2 separate regions of the Homo sapiens genome follow, and region 2 is linked to region 1. A link is an interaction called in ENCODE POLR2A ChIA-PET data of the cell type or tissue named here. Cell type or tissue: B cell. All regions are shown on one strand. Each heading gives the region's core, and the rest is flanking DNA. Links, peaks and the distances in the headings are about the cores only.

Evidence for each region. Peaks named below come from ENCODE experiments on the same cell type or tissue, not always from the same donor. Only the 100,000 strongest peaks of a DNase experiment are listed, where the experiment ranks them.
Region 2: POLR2A ChIA-PET joins it to region 1 with 5 read pairs; 2 of 35 experiments call an interaction of 5 or more read pairs at or near these places.

What each region holds. Positions count from the first base shown.
Region 1 is chr16:24,013,182-24,017,285 of GRCh38, forward strand. The region is part of intron 3 of PRKCB (protein kinase C beta); the gene reads left to right. Among named protein-coding and RNA genes, the nearest start is that of PRKCB, 180 kb to the left of the region's middle. RefSeq lists enhancers at 1,270-1,389, 1,500-1,569. In B cell, for the core only: no CTCF peak of the experiment used is centred there; DNase peaks (open chromatin) are centred at 1,270, 2,081 and 2,363; H3K4me3 peaks cover 493 bases; H3K27ac peaks cover 2,364 bases.
Region 2 is chr16:23,599,556-23,602,055 of GRCh38, forward strand. No RefSeq gene overlaps it. Among named protein-coding and RNA genes, the nearest start is that of NDUFAB1, 4.5 kb to the left of the region's middle. In B cell, for the core only: no CTCF peak of the experiment used is centred there; no DNase peak of the experiment used is centred there.

The DNA.
Region 1 (4,104 bases), core at 694-3,193:
ATTTTGTACTCAGCACACCACATACCTCTTCTTGCTGTCACATATCTTAGGGACATCTAAATATTAGGTTGGTGCAAAAGTAATTGCGGTTTTTGCTATTGTAAATAATGGTGCAATAGTAATTAGTTAAAAGTAATTAAAAATAATGGCAAAAGCACAGTTACTTCTGCACCAACCTAATATTTACTTACATGGTGACAAAGAACCCAGATTCTGGATAAAAATGAATCACTAGCTGTGTGACCTTGGGCGAGTTACTTAACTTCTCTGTGTCTCAGTTTTCTCCCCTATAAAATAGGAATAGTCAAAAACCTGTTTTACATGGTCGTTGAGGATCAAATTAGTTCATAATATGTAAGGCGCTTGGAACAGTGCCTGGCACATGGTGAGTGCTGTATGTGGTAGCTGTTACTGCACTAGTAATTATTACCCCCTGCTGGGATCTGTAAATCCCTGAAGGTGGGGTTGGCATCCGTTGTTTGATCACTCCACACCTAGGATGCTGCATGAACATAATAGCTCTTCAATACCTGTCTGTTCAGCAGAGTGGCGTCCTAGTGAGGTTCTTGGTAAAAGATGAAAGGTGAGATGTGGAATTGCAAAAAAAAAAAAAAAGTATAGACATCAGAGTTGGCCTGCACAGAATTCACCTTCCTCAGTTAGGGCCCTTGTCTATGCGGGCCTGCTGGTTCAGGGTCATTGTTTCTAGCGGTCATGAGGATCAGAGCCTGCCTGGACTTGCTGTGTGCAGAGTCCCCGGTGCAGATGGCCACCTGGCAGGCATTTGCTCCAGCAGCATCCTTTGCAGGAATGGGAGGCTCCTCTGTAATTCACAAACTCACCGTGTCCTTCTATACAGAGGATCTTTCTGCTCTTCTGAAATGCAGACTTGGGTGTGCTGAGAGCTTCTGTGACAGAGGGTGCTGTCAGGAAGCTGGGCATCCAGGGCTGCACCTGGAAACCAAGCTGGCAGCGGCTTTGCAAGTTGAATAATCTTATGTTGTGATCTTGCATTTACGGGACCCCCCACTTAGCAAAAAGGGGTGCTCAGACCACTTCCCTTAGTTGGCTTACGGCACTGCAGGGGGAGAGGGGTGGGGAGGGGAGGAGATGGGTGTGGTTTTGTGGGTGATGGAGGATTTATTTATAATGTGGGTGTGATCCGTTGCCATGTGACTATTCCCTGAAACTACTGTACACCCTGAGCAATGAATGCACAACCCGGCCTGCACAGGAAGAGGTGGGGCTCACTCTGTGAACAGCCTCCACCAGAACTCGAAGGCCCCCTGGGGAATACCAAGCCTAACCCCTTTGTTTTCAGAAGGAGGAACTGAGACCAGACCATGGCAGTGACTTGCCCAAGATCACAGATGTCATTTTTATTCTAAGCTAACATTTGTCATATGGATACTACATGCCAGTCACTGTGCCAAGCTAAGCATCATCATTGTGATTTCATTAATCTGTACACATCTAGAAAGCAGGCTCATTATATTCAGCAAACACTTGCATAGTGTATATATGATGTGCCAGGCACTGTGCTGAGTCTTTTACAAATATTAATCCATTAAATTCTCATAATCCTATGAGGATTTAGTGTGATTATTATTTCCTTTTATTTATTTATTTAAGACAGAGTCTTGCTCTTGTCACCCAGGCTGGAGTGCAATGGCATGATCTCGGCTCACTGCAACCTCCACCTCCTGGGTTCGAGCAATTCTCCTGCCTCAACTTCCTCCCAAGTAGCTGGGACTACAGGCACCCGCCACCATGCCCAGCTAGCTAATTTTTGTATTTTTAGAAGAGATGGGGTTTTACCATGTTGGCCAGGCTGGTCTCGAACTCCTGGCCTCAAGTGATCCGCCCGCCTTGGCCTCCCAAAATGCTGGGATTACAGGTGTGAACTGCCGCGCCTGGCCTTATTTCCATTTTAAAGATGAGGACCCTGAAGCTCAGAGAGGTTGGGTAACCTGTCCAAAGTCACACAGCTGGGAGGTCATTGAGTTGGGAGTCAATCTCAGACAGTCTGGCCTTGAAGTGTCTGCTCCAGCACTGTCATTTCTCTCCATGTGACAGCTCTTCTCTCCATTTTACAGGTGAGAAAATCAAGGCTTATATAACTCAAGTAGCTTGCTCGAGGCTGCACGACTGGAAATTACCAGAGCTGGTGTTGAATTTGCACATTCCAGCTATAGAATCTGACCCCTGATCTCATGCTAAACTCCCTCTCAGTGGGGCTAGGGTCTTTTGGCTGAGGGGTCCAAGCTGGGAACAGGTCACGGGGGTTGAGGCAGAGCCTGAAGCCAGCAGGTGGAGGTGGGGTGGTGTCAGCCAGGTCTACCTGGGTTGACTCTGAACCTCATGCAGTGGAGCAGTTACTCCCTTCCCATGGGGCAGAGCCCCAGCTAGGTGGCCATCGCCTGGTTACACCCTCTAATTCCTTAAGATTTCAGCTTAAACTTCATTTTCTCAGGGAAGCCCTCCTGACTCTATCCAGCCGACACTCTCCTTGTAAATTCTCTAAGCACTGAGTGTCTCCTTTGCAGCTGTTGGAAGTGTACATTGGTTTATGCTTCTTTATTGTTTTCCCCAACTAGACTGACATAGGGAAGGTACTCAACGAATATTTGGTGACTAAATGGTTAAATAAGTGAATGGCTTATAGCTGTAGTAGAAGGAATTGGCACAGGAAATCAAGACTGAAGTCCAAGAAGTGGAAATATATATAAGGTTTATTGGGAAAAGTCACAACTCAGTAGGCACAGGGATGCCCTGAGCAGTGATAATTAATAATTAATAGTTAATAATAATAGCTTGTACTTATTGAGTGCCTGCTCTGTGTCAGGCAGCTGTTTTAAAGGTTGTGGGTAATTCATTCCCTAGAACCTCACAAAACAAATATTGTTATCCCCTAGGGATAACTACCGCTAGGGTTATTATCCTAGCTCCCCCTAGGGTTGTTGTTCCTAGACAGTTAAGGTTAACTAGGGATAACATCAAGAGAGCTGGCCCAAGGTCACCATTTCTTCCCAGCTTTTAACCAACGTTTTGAGAATACAGTATTCCCCATCAAAATCGTGGCTCACCACGGCTGTGAGTTTCACCCAGCGGCCTGGGTGGTCATGGTGAAAGCTAGAAATACATCTCTGGAAGACATTTTCAGGTATGCTACAGAGGCTGGCATACCCGGGCTAAGAGCTGCTGGCCTGGCTAATGAACTAAGATCACTCGTTGAAACAACAGGTATAAATCTCCAAGCAGAAAAGACTCGCTTAACATGGATGGCAAATGTTGTCTACCAAGAAGACCCAAGAAAATAATCAAATACCCTTTGCCAAGAATGTCTGGTTATAAAATAAAGATATAAATGACAATAACTTTTCTGTATTTTAGCAACAACCAGTTAAAATAAATTTGAAAAAATCCCAGTTAAAATAGCAATAAAGAGGTAAAATACCTAGGAATAAATACTTAGGCCCCAACTAAGAGAGTTTATGGGGGAAAAAATCTTTTCTGGAAAAACACAAGAAGGCTCAAATTACATGTGAATTCCACCCCTAGCTCCCCCAATCTGTTTTTCTCCTGGCAGCCGTGGTTCTATATCACATCCCACCTCACCCCTTAGCTCAGCCACAGCACCCAGCTCTGCACAATTCCTTATTCTAAATTCTGATTGGCCCAGTTCTTCCTTCATAAATTTCATATCACTGACCCAACCTTGGTCTATTCAGCATTGGCTGGAAGTATGAGGTCAGATGCTTTACTGTCCACTGAGCTGGTGCTGTAGGTTGGAATTTTTCTAGAAGGGTCAATAAGTTAAGCAGCCAATGATTGGCATTTCCAGCACAATCTGGGAGAATACATGGATAAGAATAACCAAGAAAAATTTGAAAGTAAGCAGGAATGCTAGGGGAGGGGCCAGTGGGTATAAAGGTGTGTGCCTCTAGATACCAAGAGCTTATACTATGGTATGGTGCAACGGTGGGGAGAGAGAGACAGATCAGTGGAGCATAAGACAATATTAAAAAATGAGCCGAGAATACATAAGAAATTCGTGTATCATAAAAGAGGCATTTCAAATCAGCAGGGAAAAGATGCATTTCA
Region 2 (2,500 bases), core at 1-2,500, 410 kb before region 1:
TTTGTTATGTACTAAGAAAAATTCTTCTGCCTTGAGATTCTGTGACCTTACCCCCAACCCCGTGCTCTCTGAAACATGTGCTGTGTCAACTCAGAGTTGAATGGATTAAGGGCGGTGCAAGATGTGCTTTGTTAAACAGATGCTTGAAGGCAGCATGCTCCTTAAGAGTCATCACTACTCCCTAATCTCAAGTACCCAGGGACACAAAAACTGCGGAAGGCCACAGGGACCTCTGCCTAGGAAAGCCAGGTATTGTCCAAGGTTTCTCCCCATGTGATAGTCTGAAATATGGCCTCGTGGGAAGGGAAAGACCTGACCGTCCCCCAGCCCGACACCCGTAAAGGGTCTGTGCTGAGGAGGATTAGTAAAAGAGGAAGGAATGCCTCTTGCAGTTGAGACAAGAGGAAGGCATCTGTCTCCTGCCTGTCCCTGGGCAATGGAATGTCTCGGTATAAAACCCGATTGTATGCTCCATCTACTGAGATAGGGAAAAACCGCCTTAGGGCTGGAGGTGGGACCTGCGGGCAGCAATACTGCTTTGTAAAGCATTGAGATGTTTATGTGTATGCATATCTAAAAGCACAGCACTTAATCCTTTACATTGTCTATGATGCAAAGACCTTTGTTCACGTGTTTGTCTGCTGACCCTCTCCCCACAATTGTCTTGTGACCCTGACACATCCCCCTCTTCGAGAAACACCCATGAATGATAAATAAATACTAAGGGAACTCAGAGGCTGGCGGGATCCTCCATATGCTGAACGCTGGTTCCCCGGGTCCCCTTATTTCTTTCTCTATACTTTGTCTCTGTGTCTTTTTCTTTCCTAAGTCTCTCATTCCACCTTACGAGAAACACCCACAGGTGTGGAGGGGCAACCCACCCCTACAGTTACACTTTTTCTTTTTGTCATTGTTTGAGACAGAGTCTCGCTCTGTCGCCCAGGCTGGAGTGCAATGGTGCGATCTTGGCTCACTGCAACCTCTGCCTCCTGGGTTCAAGCGATTCTCTGCCTCAACCTCCCGAGTAGCTGAGACTATAGGCGCCTGCCACCACTCCCGGCTAATTTTTGTATTTTTAGTAGAGACTGGGTTTCACCATTTTGGCCAGGCTGTCCTTTCTGCCCAGAATATCCGTTGCTTCTGCTTTGACCTACTTATCCCGCAAGGCTCAGCTAAATTGCCATCTCCCATGAAGTTTTTCTGGGACTCCTGGGTTGTCCAAACTGCTCAGCCTTGAGCTTCCATAATAGCACCTGGAACATATCCCTTAAATTTTTTTTTTTTTAGCTTCCTTTTTTTTTAATTAGAGTCTCGCTCTGTTGCCCAGGCTGGAGTGCAGTGGTGCAATCTCTGCTCACTGCAATGTCTGCCTCCCAGGTTCAAGCGATTCTCCTGCCTCAGTCTCTCGAGTAGCTGGGATTACAGGTGTGTGCTACCACACCCAGCTACTTTTTGTATTTAAGAGACAATGTTTCACCATGTTGGCCAGGCCGGTCTCGAACTCCTAACCTCAAATGATCTGCCCACCTCGGCCTCCAAAGTGCTGGGATTATAGGTGTGTGCCACCGTGCCGGGTCTGAAACATACCCCTTAAATTTAAAGTACAGTCCTGACTGCTTTATGCGACAGTCTCTCCCACTAGACTGTGTACTTCTCAATGGCAGAGGTCTCACAGCAATGATTTACATACCTACTGTGTCAAGCAGATGCTCAGTTTGTGCAACCATTACTGACTAGAATTACTTTGTGCCTTAGTTTTGTTGACTCTTGTTATTATCAAGATAATAATACAGGTTTCTCAAGGTTCATGAGTAAATTAAATCTTTACAAAAAGTTCTCCAGTATCTATGATACACTAGCAAATAATTTGAGGTTAAAAATTGTGGGTATAGAATTTGTAAAAGAGGCTGGGTGTGGAGGCTTACACCTGTAATCTTAGCATTTTGGGAGGGGATGCCACAGTGGGTAGATGGCTTGAGCCCAGGAGTTCGAGACCAGCCTGGGCAACATGGTGAGACTCTGTCTCACAAAAAATTTTTTTTTAATTAGCTGGATATGGTAGCCCATACCTTAGTCCTAGCTACTGGGGAGGCTGAGGTTGGAGGATCGCCTGAGTGTGGGGAAGTTGAGACTGCAGTGAGCTGTGATACCACTGTACTCCAGCCTGTGCAACAGAGTGAGACTGTCTCAAAGAAAATATAATAGACATCCTTTGAAAAAGAAAATTAAAAAAATACCAGAATTTGTAAATGAGCAAAAACTACAGTATGATAAAAATGTATCTTTTTTTGTGTGTGTGATCCACCCACCTCTTATGATCCACCCGCCTCAGCTTCCCAAAGTGCTGGGATTATAGCACTGCACCTGGCCAAAAATGTGTCTTTTTTTTTTTTCTGAGACAGAGTCTTGCTCTGTCCAGGCTGGAACGCAGTGGTGTGATCTCAGCTCACTGCAACCTCCGCCTCCCGGGTTCAAGTGATTCTCCTGCCTCAGCCTCCCG